Regions from separate parts of the Homo sapiens genome. Here all the other regions are linked to region 3. The links are chromatin loops, found by intact Hi-C in ENCODE. Cell type or tissue: IMR-90. All regions are shown on one strand.

What was found. A loop is a pair of places that touch in the nucleus more often than their neighbours do. Peaks named below come from ENCODE experiments on the same cell type or tissue, not always from the same donor. Only the 100,000 strongest peaks of a DNase experiment are listed, where the experiment ranks them.
Region 1: a loop joins it to region 3, with 10 times the contacts of the local background. A loop is called at or near these places in 11 of 110 quality-filtered maps.
Region 2: it touches region 3 in a loop (3-fold over the local background); 20 of 110 quality-filtered maps call a loop at or near these places.

What each region holds. Positions count from the first base shown.
Region 1 is chr3:56,039,493-56,047,492 of GRCh38, forward strand. All of the region lies in intron 7 of ERC2 (ELKS/RAB6-interacting/CAST family member 2), which reads right to left. Among named protein-coding and RNA genes, the nearest start is that of MIR3938, 190 kb to the left of the region's middle. In IMR-90, a CTCF peak has its summit at 3,052; a DNase peak (open chromatin) is centred at 3,029; H3K27me3 peaks cover 568 bases.
Region 2 is chr3:55,166,683-55,174,682 of GRCh38, forward strand. The region is part of intron 2 of LOC124906243 (a long non-coding RNA gene); the gene reads right to left. Among named protein-coding and RNA genes, the nearest start is that of LINC02017, 7.5 kb to the right of the region's middle. In IMR-90, no CTCF peak of the experiment used is centred here; DNase peaks (open chromatin) are centred at 1,099 and 3,209; H3K27ac peaks cover 3,509 bases.
Region 3 is chr3:54,850,571-54,858,570 of GRCh38, forward strand. The region is part of intron 17 of CACNA2D3 (calcium voltage-gated channel auxiliary subunit alpha2delta 3); the gene reads left to right. Among named protein-coding and RNA genes, the nearest start is that of CACNA2D3-AS1, 47 kb to the right of the region's middle. In IMR-90, a CTCF peak has its summit at 3,437 (motif pointing right); a DNase peak (open chromatin) is centred at 3,511; H3K27ac peaks cover 779 bases; H3K27me3 peaks cover 162 bases.

The DNA of each region.
Region 1 (8,000 bases), 1.2 Mb after region 3:
CTGAAGACACAAATAAATGGAAAGATATCCCATGTTCACGAATTTGAAAAATTAATATTGCTTAAATCTCCATACTACCCAAAGCATTCTACAGATGCAAATCAATCTCTATGAAAATTCCGATGTCATTTTTCACAGAAATAGAAAAAAAAATCCTAAAACTCATATGAAACCAAAAAAGACCCTGAATAGCTAAAGCAATCTTCAGCAAAAAATGAATCTGGAAGCATCATGCTACTTGATTTCAAAATATACTACAAAGCTATAGTAATCAAAACAGTAAGGTGCTGGCATAAAAACAAACATACAGATCAATGGAACTGAATAGAAATTCCAAATATAAATCCATGCACTTGTAGTCAATTTTTCTTTGCAAAATTGCCGGGAACATGCAATAGGGGAAAGAGAATATCTTTAATAAATAATGTTGGAAAAACTGGATATCCATATGCAAAAAAGTAAAATTGGACCCTTATCTCACACTACATGTAAAAACCAACTAAAATAGATTAAAGACTTAAATACAAGAGCTGGAACTGCAAAACTGCCCAAAGAAAACATAAGGAAAAAGCTTTTTGACATTGATCTGGCCAATGATTTTTTTTTAAATAAAACCCCAAAACGGGTAGCAAAGGAAAAATAGGCAAATGGGATTGCATCAAACTAAAAAGCTTTTGCACAGCAAAGGAAACATAGACGTTGAACACCAAAACAGATGTTACAATTTTTCTTCAACCATCACATACGTGATTTAAGGACCACAAGGAGAAAGATAGCTTGTTTTATTTAGTTTATATGCAGTTTATTATTAATTACTTTGATTTTTTTTCCATTACACTTTATTTCCTTTCTGCTTGGAGAGCTTCCTTTGCCATTCTTTTAGACAGGGTCTCCCTCTGTCACCTAGGCCGGAGTGCAGTAGCATGAGCATAGATAGCTCAGTGTAATGACGCACCTCAGCCTCCTCTGAGTAGCTGGGATTACAAGCATAAGCTACAGCACTCATCTCCCTTATAGCTATTCTCTAAGGGGAGATATATAGATACATATATATCTATATATGTATATAGAGATGTATATATGTATACATATACATATATATCTATATATGTATATATAATATATAGATGTATATGTATATATACATATATAGATGTATATGTATATATACATATATAGATAGATACATATATCTCTATATAGAGAGAGATATATAGAGAGAGATACATATAGATATATCTCTATATATATAGAGAGAGATATAGATACATAGATCTCTATATATAGAGATATATATAGATATATATAGAGAGATACATATAGATATATATGTATCTATATATCTCCCCTTAGAGAATTTTCTAAGGGTATTATTTTCTCTGTGTTGTTCAGATTAAGTCCTATTGATCTGTCTTCAAGTTCAGTGATTCTATCTTCTGTCATTTCCACTCTACCGTTGAGTCCTTCCAGTGAGGTTTTCCACTTCTTAAATGAACTTGTAATCACTCATTCAATCAATTTTATGATAATTGCTTTACAGCTTTTGTCAGATAATTCTATTATCTGATTCATGTCAGCTGTCTTTTTCTCATCAAAATTGTGATTTTTCTTGTATGACAGGTTTCTTGGTATAATGGGTTATTTTCTTGGTATGACAGGTGATTTTCTATTGTATCTTGGACATTTTAGATATATGTTTAAGAGGTGGGGTTTTTTTCCTATTTACATTCTATGTATATCTTTTACCTAATAGGAAGTCATCTGTTTTGGTTTAGCATAGTAGTTCAGTCTGACCAAAGGAGTGGAAGAGTCTCCTCCCCGGGTCACTGATATCACTGCTAGGGGCAGAGAGGCTCTACCAGCAGTTTGGGGCTGGTGATAGATTGAGCTACCCTGGCTCTGCTGATGAAGCTGCTGTAGGCATCCTGCGCTCACCACTTCTGGCAGATGTAAGACAGGAAAATGGGTTGGCTTACTGAGGGCTTGGCTGGCAACATTTCTGGGCAGACTGGGCCATTACTAAATCCCAGTTGGGCTTCTCCTGTTCCACTCCTTTGGCCAGAGAAAGCAGGCATTCCCTTCCCCTTTCTTCCTTCCTTCCACCTTTCCTCTCTCACTTTCTCCTTCTTCCTTTCCCTCTTTCATTCCTTCCCTCCACCAATTCTTGCTGGCAATTCAGGGCTGCAGGGCTCTCCAGTGCCCAGTAAGATATATATGGGAGATGGGAAGAAAAGTCAGGAAACTCACCATGATGCCGTTCTTCAAGTCCTCAGGTCCCTAGCCAATCCACTTTCTTCTTTACTACCTGTCAAAGTCCTTTTATGATTGCCTGTCGTACTATTTTCAGGTACTCAATTGTATTTGGAGGGAAGGAACAAGTATTAGTGACTTTATGACACCCTGTTGCAGAAATGGAAGCCACTAAATACTTTTTAAAAACAGATTATTTTTCACTTACTCTTTGAAAATACCATCAATGATTTAAAGTGAAAAGAAGCAAAGTAACTTGATTAAGGTGACCCAGCAAATTAGCGGCAAAGTGAGGTTCACACTCAGACAGACTCAAGAAGCCCCAGCTCCTGCTTCAGGCTCCACACAACTACCCCAGGAGTCTTTTAGAGAAGGAACTCTCAGCCCCCTTCCTGCACCTGCACATATAGTTATACATTCCCACGAGATGAAGGAGGGAAAAGAACTAGTTTCTAACTGGGGAATTTAGTTGTTTGCAAAACCTGATCTTCCATTTCAGATTCATTCCCAAATGACATAAAGCTACATGGGAAATAAATTCAAACACATTCAAGCCAACTCACTGTGTTGGTAAATATTCTGTTGGCTGAAATGCCAAACACAAAGCGAAGAAGAGGAGCTTCCTAATACCACTAAGATCTGCATTCCTATCGTGGGGCTGGCACATAGGAGGTTCTCAGTAAATATTCCTCAACTGAAAACAAAGTGAACCAGCCGTTTAAAACACTGGATAAGGCTTGGCTCATATACCTCCTACCAAACAGTGTCCCTGAGAACAACCAACCACATCATGACACCCTGTGGAATATTTGAGATACTGCACTATACAAGCTCTACCAAAGCCCAAATTCAAATGGACGGGTGAAAGCAGAAAATAAGACCGCTCCCCAAAGTGCATAATCAATGTTTAAAGGTCTAGAATGCTCTTTTATCGTCAGCAGTCTGACTTCAATGAATAAGGTACTCTAAAATAAAAGTAGCGGCTTCCCAATTCTCGGTGCTTAACTGAATTTCAGATCATTTATACAATTCATTTTCTCTTAAAACTAATTTTAAAATGTGGTCGAAACCCCTAACCAAGACAACATGTTTCCAAATGGTAAGGAATTTTGTGTAATTTTTCCTTTAGACATAAAATGAACAGGCAGCAAATTTAAAACATCCCCAAATTGTCCTAAAACGGAACATCCTGAAAAAGTCCAATGATGGAATGGCAGGCAAAATCCAAAGGAGCTTCTAGAAATATTTTATGATTTCAAAATATTAATAAGTGATTACTGTAGGCAAGATCTTCATGGTTTGCTAACCGTGGCTAAACGTATTGAGAGGATGGCAGAGCGGCCAAGAGGTCTGGAGCCCGCAAAATGAAAAAAACTCCTAATATAGTGTAAAGTCATTTCTGCTGGATATCGTGATAGTCAGAAAGAAGATTTATTTTTGTTTGTTTTCCATATAAAAACCTGAAGACCTATCAAATTTAGTATGTAAAATATTCTAGTTTTTCAACATTTTGTACTCCCCAAATAAAATAAAAAGCAGAGTGTACACAAGGGGATCATTGTGTGTGGCAAAAGTACATTTGCACACATTGAACAGAAAATGATTAAGAATTTTTTATGGCACTAATTTTATTGGAAAGTCATAGCTATATATGTTATATAGCGTTGGGATCAAGTTTCAACCATGCATATACCTTTCATTTGTAATGGACTTCTTTATTTATTCAAATAGTGTCTGACATCAGAAAAATTGGACTGCTTATCGGAAACACAAGACACTCAGAAAAAAAAAGAGGAATTAAAAAGGAAGCAATAGGACAAGTAAAAAAAAATCTTTTAAAATCTTTAAACTCTCATGAAAACCACATGCAAATGACTGATTCTGAGAAATATATCACAGATCTTCCACAGATTTTCGTTAATACATTTTCTTTTAATACTCATACGTTCATTTTCTACCCTCTAACTCTATTCTAAACTTATAAGTTAGTTGACAAGATAGTACCTGCCTTTCATGGTTGCTTTGTTACTGTTTAATTCCTCATCTACAATTCAATTGCAACTAACTTTAAAATTCAAACACATCATCTAATCTTTGACTATTTAAATAATGTATATTTTAGTAATTAAGATTTGTCAGTAAGATCACTTAAAAAAAATCATTAAACTCTTCAGGATAAAAGTCTTTTCTTGTCCACACACTGTCAATAAACAAAGTGCTAATCTTGTCACTTTCTTGGCCACTGTCTCAGGAATGCTTCTTAAGTACTCAAAGGATTAAATTAAATCTCACCTGCAGACAGGCTTTACAATTCGGCTGAAAACCTAGTTCTCAAAGTAAAATTACTTTCATTATCTTAAGTTAAAACCAAATATTCTGTCCTCTGGGATTTGCAGGAAAAAGAACAGCATCAAAGAAAACAATTCACTTCAAGAGAGTTTGTTCTTCAAGACTCTGTCTGAAAGAATTATTTAAGGGAGAATTCGTTTTGGGAAACATTTTTTCAAGGTCATTCTAAGACAGCTATAAAACTGTGCTATTTAAATTACTTCAAGTTGATGCCTTTTCACAATTTTGACTGTGTTCTTGGGGTTTTAGGATTTTTTTTTCAAGAATTATTTATGTATAGTCCTTGTTTTGAATTCTAAATTTGGTTATGATCTTTTACTTTTTTAAGAGATTATGTAACTTTATGAGCTGAACATTTGAAACCTATGGAGGGAATAAAATGAAGAGATTTATTTCCTTTGAGTTCAAAAATGAAATAATAGAATAAACTAAATTTGAGATTAAAAGTATGTATTCATTTGGGGGGAAAATTGTAGCACTTCAGTACTCAAGAAACTATTTTCCAACTTAAAGTACTCTATCTATGCTCTTTAATTTAATTTAAGAAATAATAGGATAAAATACTCATATTGCAGAAAATTTCCTCTTAAGAAGAGATAGCATTTCAAAAAATCCCTCCACAATGTTGTTATAAGAGTCACCGGGGGCAGGATTAGGACGCGGTTCATTTTTGGACTCTTGCATCTACTTCCTAAATAAACAAATCCTAACTCTCGCTCCCCAAATCAAATACAAACCCAGAGGAAGGACAGGGAGATGAACTACCAGACTGAAAAATAGAAACATTATGTCAAAGCACCCTACATCGTTATTTGCAGACAATTTATTTTGTTATTGCTTAGTATCCTTCATGCTAAATGTTCTGTCCCCTACAGCAAATGTTCCATTTCAAAAACATAGTAACATGTGCTAGAAATAGAAACCACCAAAGCAATAGTTCTAGTGGATATAGAACGTATTTTATGGTAGATTAGAAAAATATACTTTAAAACTGAAGCTCACTATCAATATAATCTATAAAATAACCTAAGAGTATGTTAGAATTCTTTTTTAGTTGGCATAAAGTTTTAGAAATAGAGATTAAAGTGCATTTTACCCTCATCAGACTATCTCTAAAAGAGGGCGGTTAACATGCAAGAATTAAAGGCAAATTTGCAAATTTACTTTTTATTTTCATTTTAGAAACATCAAGAAATGTAAACAGAACCGTAACACTTCTTCAATTAGATTCACAAGCATGACCTGTGGGAAGATAATTTACTAATTTAGCATGTTTTTTCTTTGACCTGTGCATTTGAGTCTTTAACAGTGTGTTCTACCTACATGGCAAGACATACCACAGCCTTATCTTTCCAGAGCCCAGTTTTGAATAGCCCTGATAAGCACCTCAAAGATGGATCCTACCTGTGCCACAAATCCCCTTCACTTCAGATGCGTTTCTATAGGGAAGTATAATCTTACCTAGCATTCTGACGAAAGCCACGGTGTTGCATCTAAAATTCACAAATGCTATACGGTAACTTTGAGCACCTTTAAAATTTATATCAAATATTTTGGAAACTAAACATGAAAGGATTTCTGGAAATTAAGAGTTTCCATGAGGTTAAGGTCAAAAATTCCTCTCAAGAATTTTTTGTGACACAATGACATATGTTATTCATTGGAACAAAGTGATGGGTGGACAGAAAGCCCATAAGAATATAATTCAGCAACTTCTGAGACACACCAGCACCCAAATGATTTACACAATTCTATACAGTCAGGGGATCATCATATTCCTATCACTCACCGTGGTGTGATGAATCACACACCTGCAAAAAATATACTCAATTATTAAAATATAAAAATTACACAAAAATAGCGTGGCTTCCAAATTTGACTGCACACGAGAATCATCTGAATACCTGATAATGCAGATTCCTGAGCCCCCGACTAGAAGTGCTGACACAGTAGATCCAGGGAGAGGTATGGTAATTCACATGTTAAACAAGTGCTACAGGTGATTTTTGATCTCCCAGTCCCATGAACCAGAGCTCTGGAAACACTTGCACTGAAACATTTTTACATCAAACTGAGTCTGGAAAATAATAGTTACTCCCAATTTCTCCCTCAACCATCACCCTTTTCAAGAAAAATTGACAATGTTCTCCCTAAGTTTCCGGTACTGAACTTATTTTTCAAAGGTCTGAGAATTCAGAAAGCATTATTCACTGCCATTTAGGAGATACCCACAGGACATGGGTCCAGGAAGAAGCTGGGGGTGAGAAGGGTTGGCGAGTAAGCTCCTCCTCCCTTGCACCTTCCTTAAGAACAGCATAGACATCGGTGGTATTTACACTGATAAGGGCATCTTTCATGAGAAAGCAAAGGGCATGCAAAGATTCCATCTCTGTGAAAGGCTTCTTCAATGGGAAGTCACCAGTTACTTATGACAATCATATCCATAGCCTATCTTCACTTAGAACCCATTGGAGGCCAACCATAAAACAAAGAGGCTGAAGATATAACAAATACCCATAAAATAATGAGACCTGATAAATTCTAATGGACAGAGTGTCAGCATAAATGAAACAAATTCTGTATATTCTTTGCCTCTCAAGTTCCTGGCAAAAGAACTTCATGGAATCTCCCACTTAGAGAGAAGAGGCACAAAAAGATCATGAGCAGTCACCCTGTAGGCCTGTGATCTAAACCCTGGGGCTGGACAGATAAGCTGAAATAGTTAAGAAACCCTTTCATTTTCTTCCTTTCAAAGTTTAATGTTGTTCATTCCTTCCAGCAGTAACCATCTGCATTTAAGAGGTCTGATTACAGCACATGCAGAATTTACAAAGTAAAATAATGATGCAGGCCCCAGATTCATTCCGCTAGTGGAAAGGAGTCTGTCTTCTGCAAAGTGTCAAAAATTCAGTCTCATCTGCTAGCCTGACGCTGAAGAAAACATAAACCCGGGCTTCTTTTCCCAATTAAATTCAGGGTCCCTTAAACTTTCCTAGGAGGCTAGTCTTGTTCTGAAATCGGATATTTAAAGAAGCAATCTGCTTTTGTCTATGCATTTTTGTTTCCTATTAAGATCCAGAATGTGTTTTGTTCTTTTATTGTCCAAGGCAGCTTCTCCACATGTAATTTTGGAATCTCACAGATCAATGTTTCGGGATGGCCATCAACAACTTCTATGCTTTGTTAACAAATTCCTCTGGTCCTTTAATACCACTGGATCCTGTCCTTAATCAGAGCATATGTTTGGGGTAAGTGATGCAAATCCAGATGTATCCATAGGTGCCATACTGCAGGTCACTGCAAAATTCCCTGCAAAAGCATATTAAAATGCAAGGGGCTGCTATAAGGCATCAAGGAGTCCTTCTAGAGGAAAAAGGCCAGAGTTCATAAGCCAGATACTT
Region 2 (8,000 bases), 320 kb after region 3:
CACACCACTTCCCTGCTTAAAACCCTTTCATGACTCCTCATAGCCCATGGCATGCATAAAGGGTGAGCAATTTTTTTACAGTCAATGGCTCCACCTTGCTTTCTGGACCAGAGCTGTCCAATAGAACTCTCCACAACAATGGAAATGTTTTCTATCTGTGCTTTCCACTCTGGCAGCTATCAAGTCCAGGTAGCTATAAAAAGCAGATAATATAATTGACGAACAGATATTTCAATTGTATTGAATTTTAATTCATTGAAATTTAAATAGCCACGTGTGGTAAGGGGCTATTATATTGGACAGCACAAGTCTTAGACTTTTATATCTGCTTCAGAAAGCCTCCACTCTAGCCAAATGGAGTTTTTCACTTCTTGTTTTTTTGCCTCTGAGTCTTCATGCCTGCAGAGTGCTGCATATGGCTGAGTGGTTTGTGCACTGGAAAAAAAAGAAAAAAGAAAAAAAGAGTGGTGAGGGTGGCCCAGAGAGCCAGAAAGTGGAAGCTGAAATTAAGCCAGCTCTTGCAGGAAGGACAAGGCATTTTTTTTCTAATTCACCCACCCAGAAGGGAACCTTGCTCTAAGGTGCCTTTAGGTTGGCAGTGTGCCACTGCACCACTCCTCCTTCTTATCCCCTCTCTGGATGAAGCCAGCTTGCCTTTTGGGACTAGCCCAAACTCCTGCTTGCTTACAAAGCTTCTCCTTCCTCTGACCTTCCAGAACTTTCTTTCCTCTGTGAGACGTGGCAGAGGCCAGTAGTTAAGAGTTCAGTATGTGAAGCCACGTGCCTAGCTGGAATCCCAGCTCTCTCACTTACTTGGTGTGTAACCTTGGACACCTTTCATCTCTCTAAGCCTCAGTGCTCTCAACTATAAAATGGGAATGACAACAATAGTGTTTCTCTCATAGAAAGGAACTAAAGAGTTCTAATAAGTACATGAAAATATGGTTAGGTTCATAGCATGGTGTCTGGCACAAAGTGAGCATGGATTGCATGTTTATATACTCATTCTTTCTTTCAATAAATATTTACTGAGCATCTACCATATGCCAGATGCTTTGTCAAGCTCTGGAGATCCAATAGTGACTAAACATGGATAAGATCCCTCTCTATCTGGAGGTGTATCTTAAATGATGACTCAAACTGCAGAGCTGCAGCTGGGACAAGGCCAAAGGGAAGATCCTTAGTGCTATGAGAGCCTGTTGTAGGTTTTATCTGACACAAGGAGTTCAAAGAAGGCTTTGCTGAGGATGGCATGTTTGAAGTGAGAAAGGAAGGAAGATAAATAGGTGTTGAGTAATTGAAGAGAAGAGAAAAGGGTGTTTCAGACAGAGGGAACAGCATATGAAAAGGCCTTTGCTTGGTGGGGCTGGAAATTTCCCAAAAGGAAAGCAACAGAAAGAATTGGACGGGGCATGGCATAAGACCAGGGTATAGCGGTTGGAGGAACGCCCCAGGCAGAATCTTGTAGGCATGCAAGAAAGAGCAGAGGAATGACATGGTCTGCGTTGCTTCTCCACAAAATCTCTCTAGTTTCAGTGTGAAGAATCAATCTGACAGTAGACAGGGTGGAAGCAGATCTGGAAGTCACTGCAGCTCTCCAGGCAAAAGATGATGGTGGAGGAAAAAAAATAAGTCTGGATTTGAAAGTAATATGTTCCTCTCATCCAAGAATTAATGACATGCTAGCTTTTGATGGCTAACACAGTTTTGTATTTCTATTTATTCAAGTATCTTATCACCATCTGAAATGCCCTGCCCTGGTGCCCCAATTAGAGAATAAGATCACTGTAGGCAAGGGTTGTTTTCATGTTTCTTTGTAAAACTTGCATAAACAAAGCAGACCATGCTGTTCCTCTTCTCTTTCTTCCGTGCCTACACCCTGCTTATAGTAACTGCAAAAGGAATAATTGCTAACCCATTTTCTAAATTTCATGAACCAGTGAGAAGGACAATAGTATGAATGGATGAAGACATGACAGATTGTGAAGTACATAATAATGGAAACCTCTTTTTCTCTTTGTTGCCAGGGAAACCAGCGCAAAAACTAATAAGGGGAAAGAAAAAGACTCACAGCATCACTAGAAAAGGAGGAAAACTTCTTTTCCAGGTGGGCAAATCTTACCTGAGGGAGGTGAGCAAAGCAAGCATAACAGTACTCACCTCCCAGGGGTGTGTATACATACAATGAAAGACAGGATCTAACACTAATCTTCATGCATGTATTCTACATGCAAAAGTTGCTATTATTGTTGATAGAAACAACACAAAATAACTAACTGAGCTTTCTTCCTTATTCTCTTCTCAACTTCAGACTTTCACCTTAGCTTTTTGTTTTCAGGAGAGAGCAACAAAAATTCCAACATAAGGTAACCAGAAGGAAATTGCTCTGTCAAACAACAAGAGTGAAATCTGGTCCAGCATCCTGGTCTTCTCCAGGAATGTCCAGGAGCTCAACTATGTCATCAAGAATAAGATTGTTTTCTGCTCTCTGTTTTACACAGGACTAGGCTCAAATCCAAAATGATTCCCCTCAAGGTCATAAGGTAAATGGGGCAGCCCAGGCAGGATCTTGGCATGGAAGGGAAAAGCCCTAGAGCAGAAATAGGGTGACATCCCTTGTCTTTCCCCAGAGAAAAAAAAATGAAAAACTTCTTCCCATGCCATGGACTTAAAACTCATCCCCTTTAATCTGATTGGGCCAACAGAGGTCACATTGCATCTTCCCAGACCAATCATAGTCTCCATGAAAAAATGCCATGTTCTGATTAGCTTAGACTAAGAGTTACCACTGGGATTGAGGATACAGAGGTTTCCTGAACAAAATTGGGTGCATTCAGAAGTAGAAAAGGTAATCAAGTATGCCCTTATAGTAGTGAGCTACTTTCTAGAAAAATGAGATGCCTTATAACTGACCCAAGTTCCACTTCCTTCATCCATCCATTCACTCACTCACTCAGGGAATATTTATTGGGTGCTGACTCTGTGCCAGGGACCAGGCGAGCTTATTCAGGCACCTCAAGAATTTTTCAAATACCTCTGCACATATTTTTCATTCACTGGCCACATATGGAGGCAAGTAGCCATATAAATAGACAGATGTATTCATGTGGCACATTTTCAAAAATCCATGCTCCTAACACTCAGTTCTCACATTCAGATCTTCATAAATCTGGATTCCACTGGGACCAGGTCACGATATCATTTTGGGCCACTGTCAAGGAGGATTTACGATGGTTGTTTGCATGACCCAACCATATGCTGTGGCTGGGGAAATACTCTGGTTAGCCTGCTTTGACGTATGTATTGATGACAAAGAAAGTTACACCACACCACAGGAAAAAAACAACATGAAAACACTCCCAAATCTGTCCGTAAGCTCCCTGTAGAAATAATGACCTTCCTGGTAAAATCAAGAGATGATTAAAAGTAATTAATGGATACTTCTCAAAAAAGACATAACAATCAGAGGATCTGGAAGCCAGCTGTTGTAACATTTCTTGAGAACAAGGTGCATTTTATTGGCTTCATGAAATGCATGCCTTCGGCCCCACAGCAGAAGGCCAGGAAACGCAGATCTGACCCAGGGATAATGCCAGTTTTCTGTTCTTATATCCTTTCAGCACAGAGCTCAAGTCTTAGAAAACAAGGGGCAATTTTCTGAACTGACTTGATGTTTTCTTGTGTGTGACCTGACAAATGTGAGTGCCTTACTTGATGATCTGAGGGAACAGGCCCCTTATCTTCACAGACAGAGCAATCACTCAATTCTAGAAGGAAGCCAGGGAAAGAAGGAAGACAACAATCCATTGAGCCTTGGTTTCCTCATCTGTAAAGTAGAATACTACTATCTATACTGCACAGGTAGATATGAAGATTAAATAAAATACTGAACATACAGAATATTAGCAAGGGCAGGGAGTGGGGAGAGGGGTTGATCACAAAGCAGCAGCTTGAGGGAAGTTTTTTGAGTGATGAAACTATTCTCTATTGTGGTAATGGGGGTGGTTATATAGCTGCATGCATTGTCAGAGATCATAGATGTCTACATTGAAAAGAGTGAATTTTAATTTATACAAGTGAAAAAGTAAATAAGATGCCCTAACACGTACTTTTAAATTAATAAATCCCTAATGGAAAGCTAAGTGTTCATAATTTAAAAAAAATTACAGTGCCTAGCTTCAAAGATGTAATAGTTTTGGGGGACAGATGTATAAAACGTCAGCTTTCTCACCATTTCCATGAAAGGTCTCTTCATATACACTCAGCTCTCTTGACTGCAGACTTGTCTTGCTCCTGCTCCCAGGCTGTACAGATTTGCCTTGTCCCCTCCTCACATGCTGTTCCCATTGCCTGGCACAATTGTCTCTGCTATCCCCTTCATTTGGTTAGTCCTGACTTGCTTCTTATATCTCAGTTTAGCCACTTCCTCTTGGAAGCCTTCCTGGAGACCTCCTCCCCAGGCTCAGGTTCCTGCCTCTTTTCTGTGCTCCTCAGCACCTCCCACCTGGGACTCTGCTTACCTGCCTGGCATCTCCATAGATTGTGAGGTGGTGAGGGTGAGGAGCTCAAGTCTTGTTTGCTGTTGTATCCCAGCATCCAGGACAGTGCAGGGGCCATATGAGGGAGTAGAGAAATGCCTATTAGGTGGATGGATGTGTGGGCAGGTGAATGAAGGCTGGAGAGGTTATAAGTGAGGAACAGATAAGGCCCGCTTTGAGATCTCAACTTAATCAGGATTCTTTACCTTGACAAGGAACAGGAGCCGACTTGAACAAGCTTAAGCAAAATAGAAGATTTACTGACAGGATATTGAAAGAGTTCTGGAACTCATCATCAATGTGTTACATAAGAACCTGGAACCATAAACTAGATCGCCACTGGAAACCCAAGTGAATTGTGAATTGTTTTCTCCATCTCTAATTTTCATTTTTTTCCCCTGGAGATCACCTTCATCATTCTCTCTGTCCCAATTTTGTTCTGTCTTTCCCACGTGTACATTTTGGAAAAAGATCACCCAACAAATAGTTGTCTTCTCTTCCGTGAAGGAAAATAGCTCAGACTAACTGGCTGTTTGTAAACTCCAGTGCCCTAATCCTGGAAGGCAGAATTTGATTGCTTCACTTTGGGTTGGGTCTCTGCCTGCCCATCAATCAACTCTGGTCAGGGTACGGGGTCCCACAGCACACACATGGCTGCCACAGTTAACCCACGTCTTAGAGAAGTAGTGTTGTTTTGGGGTTGAGCAGACACTCTAATTAGTGATCACTGCTTTCACACACAAACTCATTAAGGTAATCCCCCTCAGGGTCATCTGGGGGTGCGCATGCCCTTGAATGTGGGCAAGACCTGTAATTTTTTTTTCTTTTTTGAGATGGAGTCTTGCTCTATTGCCCAGGCTGGAGTGCAGTGGCACAATCTCAGTTCACTGCAACCTCTGCCTCCCTGGTTCAAGCAATTCCCCTGCCTCAGCCTCCCAAGTAGCTGGGATTACAGGTGCGTGCCACCACACCCGGATATTTTTTTTTTTGTATTTTTAGTATAGATGGGGTTTTACCATGTTGGCCAGACTGGTCTCGAACTCCTGACCTCAGGCAATCTGCCCGCCTTGGCCTCCCAAAGTGCTGGGATTACAGGCATGAGCCACCGTGCCCAGCTCTGTGATTTTCTTTTAATCAAAAGAGCATGAAAAAGGGGACAAAATGTATGTGATTACATGTGTATGATTATATAATATAAGATTGTAGCACCAGTCTTGCTGGGGTCTCTCCCCAACTTGCTTGCTTTGATGTGCCATGTGATCATGTTGGAAGACCCATGTCAAGGAACTGAGGGTGGCCTCTGGTCAACAGCCATAAAAAATGGAAGTTCTCAGTTCTACAGCTTCAAGAAACTAAATTCTCTCAACAACCTCAATTAGTTAGAAAACAGATTCTTCCCCAGTCAAGACTCAGATGAGACCGTAGCCCCGGTCAACTCCTTGAATGCAGTTTTATGAGACTCTAGGCAGAGGACCCAGCTAAGTAGTTTCTGGACTTCTGACTTACAGAAATTGTGAGAAAATAAATGTGTGCTGCTTTGAGTGGCTAAGTTTGTGGTAATACTGTTACACAGCAATAGAAAACTAATAAAATTCCACAATACTTTTCAACTAAAAATACTCTGAGAAGATTCACAGGTTCTCAATAAAACCTGTATGGCAACTTCTGAATCAAGGTCACACTGCTCTTGGTAGTCAAAGGAAAGTATGGTAGCTATACCCAACAGTAAGTTGAAGGGGTGTCCGAAGCCCTAGGCAGGGAGTCTCCACTTATACAGTTTAGGAGATTTAGCTTTGATCCTCCAGCTGCTGCCAGGATACTAATATATTCTGTCGAGAAACTTGCTCTCAGGAGATCTAGAGGTGAGCTCATCTGGGGGCTTTAGGGTATCATATTTAAAGCGTTGACCTCAGGAATTCAAAAGAGCAGTGAGCCCAGAGGCAGCAAGTGAGTGGCTCAGAGAGGAATGTGAGAAGAGGAGGTGAGGAAGGGCAAGCAGACATCGACAACTGTGTCTACAGTGTAGCTTTGCTCTACCTGAACTAATTATGCCCCTAAAGATAATGAACTTTGGTGCTGCTAAGTTGGGTGCAGGGTAATGGGTCCTCATCTCTCATCCTCAACTTTAGTTACCATAGGTGGCTAGTACACCAGTCATGAAAGACACCTGGCTTCTTCTTCATGGGTAGGGAGCTTTGGCAATGCTGGAAACATCCACACCGTTGTTCCAGACTTTACTGATAAAAGTTGCCTGTGATGTTGGTCAAAAATCCAGATTTCTGGACATTTCATCTAGAATTTCTGCTTCAGTATTGCTAGATTGATCCCAGGAATCAGTTTTTTCACCATCAGGGAAGTTTGGGAAACTGCTGTACATTAGTGTTTGTAGAATCTGTCCCCTGTGATTGTAATAGTCCTTGCCAATGTTAGAGAGGCCACGGCACAGTGGTCTAAGATTGGGAAATGATTCATAACTGCATACTCTGCATTGAAGGCTCTGAGACTAGAAAAAGAACCCACTGATGCCCAAGCAATCATGTGGCTGGGCTCTCCAAGACTGGAACAACCTTGAAATCTTATTTGCTTTAGGGTGTTGATCAAGGACAGGCAGAACTTGAGAGTCTCTCTCAAACAAATGGGCCAGCAAGGTTCCTGGCAAATAGGTGTTCCATACCCCATAAAACCACATGGTTTTTTGGTCTCCAAGGAGCATGACTTGCACAAATACAATCAGTGAGCCAAAAGTAATAATAGAGGAATAGAGTTCTTTTACTCCTGTATTTTGACAACAAGAAAGAAAATGTAGATCCTTGTAATACTTACTTCAATCTTATTGTCTTATACCTTCCCTAAACCCTGAAGTTACACTGGAACCACCCCAGCCCCCAACACATACACTCACACACACAGCACGCACTCGCAAAACACACACATGCATGTATACCCAACATACACACCCTACATGCACACATTTGCATGCCCTTGCTGTGTTCTGAAGATGGCACTTTGCTTTCCCCCCTCCTTTTTCACTTGATGTTTTATTGTGGAGATTGACCTAGTTTTTCCCACCCTCTATGTCAGATTCAGTCATCCTGCTGATGGTGGCTAAGAGATAGAAATGGAGGCGGTACCCATAGGATTCTCTCTACTAGGCTAGGGGAAAAGATGAGCCTGGGAATACTCCTCAATCCATTTATCCTATTGCATGAGTATCATTACAGGCAGATGAGAAATCTGCCTGCTTAAAGACAGAATTTTCTGATCCCTTGGAGAAAAGAAAATTAAAACTGTTGTTCTTCTTTCCATTAGACTGTGAGCTCCACAGTAGGTGGCCCTGGGCCCAGTGATCTGCACCTCACTAGGACTTAAACCTTGCCTCATACTTAGCACAAAATCTCCTAGAAGGCATTATTTATTGGGTAGTTACTATGTACAGCTAAGTAATTTATATGTATTAATTAA
Region 3 (8,000 bases):
CCATCTGTCCCTACCTTTTAGAATAAAGGGACAGCTAAATTGATTTCCTTCCCCCAAGGAGGAGGTCTGGAATGTGGACCTGGTCAAACCGACAGGAGAACACAAAGGAGGTTCCCTTTCAGCAGCTGCAGCAATGGCAGGGTTCCACAGAGGAGCCTCAGGCAGGCAAAATTTAGGACTCATTTCCATGAAGCCTGCATTGAAATTGGCCAGAAGCTGTTTGCTCTGTGTCTGCAAACCCAGGAGATGAGGAAGGATGCTGTAGGGTTTTCATTCTGGATGAAAATCTGCCAGTCACATGGGTCACATATGTGGGAGTGGATGAGATGGGAGGTAAAAATGATGGAGAGAAATTCACATTCATTCCTTCAACATACACTGAATGTTCACTATGTTGTAGGCTTGAGCAAGCTGCTCAGAGAGGTCACAGAGATGTGCCCTACCTCCAATAACTCAAACTCTAATAGGATGGATACGATACGTGTATCAGTAACTGTGGACAGTAGAGAAGATGCGCTTTTTATTTGTTTGTTGTTGTTGGTATTAGTATATTTTTCTAACATTCACTGATTCCTTTTTATGGGACAGGAACTATTCTAAGTGTTTCACATGTGTTAATGCTTTTAATCACTGACTAATTGAATAGCAAGCCTAGGATATTATGTGCCTTGGAAAGGCCTAGAGGCTTAAGGAAAGGATGAAGGGGAGGGGAGGTCCAGGTGGAAGATACATCTAGCAGCAGCCTGGAGTTGAAGTGAGGACAACTGTGAGTACTGGGCTGAGCAGCTGGGCTTCTCTAAGATGAAGGTAAATATCCTCATGTTACAGATGGGAAGCTGAGGCACTGAGTCCTAAGGTGACGTCTCCCAGATCACATAACTGGAAAGTGCCAGAACTAGGACCCTTAACCCCAGTCAGTTTAGGTGTACTAAGTTCACTCTGCTGCGTGGGTTCTTCAGGAAATGGGAGGCAGAGTGGTTGGAGGGTGGGAGTGACTGGGATACCTGGTCTTTGCAGCCATTTGGACCAGTACCGAGGTAATCATGTCAGAATCTGTCTAGACTTAACACTGTCCAGTAGGAATATAATGTGAGCCACAAACAGGAGCTGCCTATGTAATTTCAAATTTTCTAGGAGCCACATCTAAAAGAATACAAAAGAAACAAGTGAAATTAAATTTAAGAATATATTTTATTATCCCAGCATATCCAAAATATCAGTGTTTCAATATATAATCAATGCAGACATTATTAATGTGATATTTTACATTCTTTTCATGCTAATCTTTGAAATATGATGTGTATCCTACATGGCACATCTCAATTCAGGCAAGCCACATTGCAGGTGCTCAAGACCCACCAGTGGCTGTGGCCCCCATAAGGGACAGCACAGGTCTAGAGTGTGACCAGACATTTTGGACCCTTCTAGATAAAATGGATTATAGGACCTCCTCTTTCCTTAAAGTGGGTTAGAGCAGGCTCTATTTCCACCACCACCCGTCATTGTGCCATCCTGGAAGTCTGGGCCAACAGTTAGTGGCCAGTTAGCCTCCTCTGCCGTGGCCACCACCCCTCCCTCCCTCCCAGGCTGTAGCCTCTCCAGTGTCCAGGAGTGGAAGTGGGAGGTTGCCCAGAATTCAAGGGGCCTTGACTTGATTGCCAGGGCAGATGAGCTCCATAGTTTGGCCTGGAAACTCTGCCTATTCTAGCCATGTAGGTTCACCCCTACGCCATCTAGACTTCCGCAGACAAACTGTCATGGAGGCCAGTGGGTGGAAAGCAGTAGCCACACTAGGTGAACCTGAGCACTTAGGTCATCTAAATCAGAATGTTTTGATGCCAAAGCCATTTCTGTTGTTCTGGAAAACTCAGATGAACTCTTGAACGAGTTTAAGTTTTCCTAACCCAAGAGTCCTCGCACCTCCGCTGGAATTTAATATTGCTGTTTCCACCACCAGCTCTCCACAGCCTGGGTTCCAGGATGGCACTCGCCTTTCCCTGTGTCACTCTGGACTGTCCTTGCCCCATTCCAAACATGGATTCTGCTTCTTTGTTCTTGTGGATTCCTGGGCAGTGCACGTTTGTTAGTGGTTATAGATGGGTCCTCATGAAAGGTTATTAAATCCATGGATTGATACATGGACATGCTAATCAGTGTAAATGTTCTCACACTTTAGTCCTCTTGTATGGAACTAAGTGGACATCCCCCATGGACACATGTGAATATGTGTTAAATGCTAACTAGACAGTGCACATCAAACATCAGTTTAAATAAGGGTTTAAAAAGGTAGGAGCACTTCTAGAATCCAGCTGACTTAGTTCAAGCAATAGGCCATAGGAAGAGATTCTGTATAATTCCAAAGAATTTAGATGTGAAAGTCAAATGGAATTTTTCTTAACTATGCAATTCCGCAACTGAGGAAATAGCAGGTCCTTTCGTCCGTTCCTCAGAAACCGCAAGCTCCTTCCTGCTCCAAATTCTCATGCTCAACTCTTCTTTACCTGAAATCTTGTCCCAGGTACACCTTTTACTGGCATTTTCTCATCCTCCACTTCTTAGCTCAGATGTCACCTCAGAGAAGCATCGCTGCGCCCACCCAGAGAAGCCATACTCCTCCATCACTCTCCATCACATCCCCTGCTTTAGTTTTCTTGAATCACCACTCTTGGAAAACGTCTATTGTTTAACTTCTCCCCTGTGGTCCTTTGTGAATAGCTGGGAGTTTGCTACTACACAGAGCGGGTAGTCAGTAAATATTTGGTGAATGATCTGCAGGATGTTTGAGTGATGCTGATGGTTGGATATCTGAGTACCAGTTTCTTACAATAAATGAGAAGAGCAGGTGACACACGTTCATTCACCAAACATTTGTTGAGTCCTTGCTACGTCGGGTGCAGAAACAGAAATGTGGTTGGTTAAGCTCCCTTTTCTTTTCATCCCTCCCTATCCCCTCCTGCTTGCCTGCAAGCATTCATCAGATGTCCTTAAGTCCAGCACTATGCTATTTAATGGAGACATAGAAGCAGGTAGAAGGAGGTCTCTGCCCACAAGAAGCTCATCACACAAAGCAAGGGTTCCCTGGTGGTAAGAGGGACCAAGAAGAACTATGGGCTCACAGACAAAGTCTCTGCTTTTCCTTAGAGGAAGGGTGCCCTGAGATGCAGAAGGGCTTCCCAGAGGAGGTGGGGGAGGACTGCACTCAGCAGATACTCTACAGTCTCCCCAGGATCACTGACCTCAGGCCTGACTTCTCTGTCTCATCTCAGGACCATGCATTCTGCCGGCCACAGCCTATGGGGGTGGGGGGATGGGGAGTTGGGCCTAGCATTGTTCACGGAACTTTCGGTGGTCCCCAAATGCAGGGATCTGTTGCCAGCCTCCTGGACCCCCGCTCTCAGGCTGCTGCTGAACTGAAAGAGACTGTCCAGTAGGTGGCGCGCGGGCACCGCCGAGTACCCGGTCCCCATGCAGAGCCAGCCCCTGCCAGTGCACATTCTCAGAACAGAGCCCGGGCGACTGCAACCTAGGCCTGGTCTGAGTCCATTTCGTTTAGTTTCAAAGAAAGAATTAACAGAGGCTTAGTAAGTGTATCTGCTCAGAGGAGAGCGTTCTCTGAGAAAAAATAAACAAGACTGTGTGACCCCACGTAGCGAGCCTGTTCTTTTGGAAATACATCATTTGGTTTGAAAAAAAGAAAGAAAAAGAAAACAGAGCCTTGTGTGCTTTCTTCCTGACGGAATTGGTGAGGGCACCGTCCTCACTGCCTGGTCTGGGCACGAGTGGACAGATTGCAGCGTTGAGGGGAGGGCTTACAACTCAAGTCAGTGGGTGCCTGGGTTTCTGTTGGGTGGGAGCTACGCCCTTTCTGCAAACCTTGAGAACCCACAGCTCCTGTGACTGGGTGTGTGCTTGGACACTCAAGGGATTGATGGGGTCTGGAATCAATCCCACAGGTATTTTTTTTATTATGGACAGTGTGCTTATGAATCCCCTTTGGGTGCCAGGCGCCGCAGCACCCAGGCTACCAGGAATCACAACACTGCCCTCACCACGGGTCTCGGGCCAGGCCTTGTGCTGAGAGCCCTGGGTGCCTTGCCTGGGTCAGTTCTCATTGCCTCGTGCGTGGAGTGCTCACCACAGAGGGGTTGACTGTGTGTGAAGATTCTCTATATATAATGATTTAAAAAATTAAATTAATAAATAACTACATATTTGAAGGGCAAAAAAGATATTCCCTGATGCTTAGGCCAAGGAATGTGTCAAGCAAAAAGTAAATTCGGGTCAGTCTTCAGAAGAAAAACCAAGAAGACAGCTATAGATAATTACCCACCTCTGTGAGCCCATAGTTCTTCTGGGTCCCTCTTGCCAGCAAGGAACCCCTGCTTTGTAGGACAGTGTATTTTCTTCATAAAATTAAGCTTATTCAACTGAAAGAATGTTCTTTAATCCTGAAGCTGTGTCCTCAGGTTATTTGACAAAATGCCAGGTTGGGCTGCAGAGCCTCTGTCAGCCTCTCCAGACAGCATCCCCCTGGCCCTAGGATGCCCACCTGTATGGAACACAGCAGTGACCCCTCTGATCTGGGCTGCGACTCTGGGTCTGCTGAGTGGGGGACACTCACAGGAAATGGAGAGAGGGGAGGGGAGTCAGGCTGTGTGTTCACCCGTGTCCTCTGGGACTGGCTGCACCCCCTCTAAAGCTTCATAAGCCTACTAGTCTCCGGGCTCCGGCACCTGCTTCTCCCTCTGACCCTTCATGCAGATGGGTGGGTGCGCCCCACTGTTTCTAACTTCAGGGTGCTGCACCATTTCCTGTCATTTCCTACACCCTGCCCAGGCCTTTCCAAGAGCCTCTTTACTAAATCCTCCTTAATTTGCCAGCTCATGTATACCACGTGCTTCCTGCTGTGGCCCTGAGTGATACGAAGGTGAGAATACATGGAAGGTTTGTCTTTTATAGTCATTACTCTGCCAGGAAAGAAAGAGAGAAAGAAGAAAGGAAATATGGAAGAATGCAAAGAAAAGTGAAGGAGGGAGAGAGGAAGGAAGAAAGAGATGGAGGGAAGGAAAAAGAAAAAGGAAGAATGAGAGACCCTCTGTCCTTTATTGATTGATTCATTCATTATTTATCTATCTCCCATTGTAGTGGGAGTGGAGAATTTCCATATTCCCTTCCAATAAGCTCCCCCTTCTGCTCAAGTGATTAAGAATTGTTATCTGTTGCTGGCAACCAGAGCAGCCTGACTGATCCAACCATGAATCCCAAAGTCTGGGAACCACTGCTGGGTGTGGCTCTGACCCCTGCTCTCAAGGAGCTCACAGTCTGACACCACCTCCTGCTGCCCTGTCACCCCTCCTTTGTAAAACTTTAGTCCTCTCAGCCTCCCCTTCCCCCACAGAGGGGTCTGTCCCCATTCCTCAAGTCTTCTTGCATGGACCTTTGAGTCTGGGCTCCCCACGACATTGTAGAAATATCATGACACATCTGCTCCTCTGTGCTGCAAGTAGCATGAAGACACTGATGAGACTGTGTTTTGTTCAGCTTTGTATATCCAGGGCCTGGTGAGGTACTTGGCAAAGGAGGTGGAATGACAAATAAATGACGAGAGAAAACCCATGTGTAGGAAATCGAGCACACAATGAAACAATATGTTATCAAGCACCACGGTTGAGAGTACTGACAAGAAGGAGAATTTATGAAAGTACCTGGTGTCTCGCTGTGCACTGGGTAGCTAGGGAAGGCTGCAGGGAGCTGGTTTGCAGCCTATAACTTTGAGGCCACAGTCCAGCATGCTTGGGAGCAGCAGAAGGCCTTTCAGATAACATGGATGAGTTACTTGCTCATTTGTGTGTGACTGGAACCCTTCCTCCCTTCCTTTTTCCTCCCATCTTTCCCTCCCCCACCTGCTCCTGTCCTTCCCTCACTTGGCATTTGTCTGTTGAACACCTGTCATGTGGCAGACACCCTATTAGATGCCAAAGATCTAGTGATAAAGCAGATAGAATTGTCCCTTTATTTGGTGTTTTCATTCTCATAGAGAAGATGTGGGTTTTTAAAGTTCTAAAACAAACTGATAAATAAAAATACTACACAATTTGGATAAGCTCGCCAAAAGAAACAAAAATCTGAGAAAACAAAAAGTCGGGAGAGGTACCTGCCTTAGTTAGATGGTCAGGGAGACCCTTTCTTAAGGATGATGGTTTTTTCGTTTGTTTGTTTTTTGTTTTTGAGACAGAATTTCACTTTGTTGCCCAGGCTGGAGTGCAGTGGCACAATCTCGGCTCACTGCATTCTCCACCTCCCAGGTTCAAGCAGTTCTCCTGCCTCAGCCTCCTGAGTAGCTGGCATTACAGGCACCTGCCACTATGCTCTGATGACTTTTTGTGTTTTAGTAGAAACAGGGTTTCATCATGTTGTCCAGGCTGGTCTCAAACTCCTGAGCTCAGGCAAGCCACCTGTCTTGGCCTCCCAAAGTGCTAGGATTACAGGCGTGAGCCACCATGCCTGGCCAGGATGATGTATTAAGCTGAGTCCTGGAGGATGAGAAAAACTGTGGAGACTGGTCCAGGCTGAAGAAACAGTGTGTACAAAAACTCTGAGGCATGGGGATGGTGAATATGCTGGGTTCTGGAATCTGTTCATAGATTTAGGCCAGATTTTCAAAGAAGGGTAGGTGACCCAGGTTTTGTTGACAAATTCCTATTTGAGGCTGCATGTCGTGAAGTCGTTGCTGGTACTGCCCCGTTTCCTCCACTCTGCTCTGACCATTCCTGTATGTGTAGCATGGCTCATACCTGACAGCAGCTAGGTGAAGGCTTTCTCTGGCTTCTGTAGTCATCTCTTCTCAGGCATGCAGCAGACAAGATGTGACGAGAAATTAGCATCCCTCAGCCAAAGACTGCCCTTCTCAGGTGGGGTGTCTCTGAGGGTTGTGTTTTACACTGGCTCCCAGAGTTCCCTGATGGGATTATGCCACAGTTGCCCGTAGTGGTAACATGCCTGCACCCTGTTGGCTGCCCTCCCATCTCTGAATCACTTTGCCATGTCCCTGCGGGTATTTCCTGGGAATCCCTGTCAAATAAAAACTTTGCACTTGAATCCTGTTCTCAGGGACTTCTGAGAGAATTCAAGCCAAGACACCAGCAGGCTGATGTGTCTCTGCAAAAATTGATTTGCTGTAGACTAGAGCTTCAAATGCAGTTTTGAGTGCTCTCACATAGGCTTTTACATTAACACCATGGCGTTGAGCATGCTTCCCATTCCATTTCAGGCCCCTGAGCATGTATTCCTAACACACCAGCCTGCTTGGAGAATCCACATTTGCTTGTAGAAGTACCAAGGAGCCTTGGCTTTATGCTATTAATAACTGAGAGTAGGCACTTTAAGGAAATTTGATTTAGAAGATAGGATTCTCGGCTGCTTTATTATTTGAAGAAAGGATTTGATGAGGAAAAGGCTTTTCTTTTCACTGGACACACTCTGACCTTTGTTCTACTAGATTAATTTCATATCTAGAATGCCCCATCTTGGATGATGAATTAGCAATAAAAACCTCATCAAAATGTAATTACAGGCAAAGTGTTGAATAATGATCTCTTAAAAATTCCTGTAGATTTGTCTGCACCTCCTTCCCCTTGTGGGGGAAATGAGCCTCAGCTGCCAGCTACTAGCCTCAGCTCAGGAATGCAGACCCTAGCCCTATTGCAAGGCTGGGATGTGAGTGCTGGCTTCTAACTTGCCCAGTGTCATCTAATTGATCAATTGCTTTTCTCCATGTGATTGATGCACATCTTTATGTAATTTAAAGGACCATCTCACCGGGGGTAGGAATACACAGGAAGTAGGAGCTCAAGGCAGAATGAAACACTCTCCTCTTCCATCTGTGACAGCCTGCTGGGGGGAGAGAGTTATTAATTAAAATGTTAACTGCCCAGACAATAGCAGGCAGAACAGCTTGGAGAAAGCCTGAGAAGCAGGCATTGCATTAGAACTTTCATAAC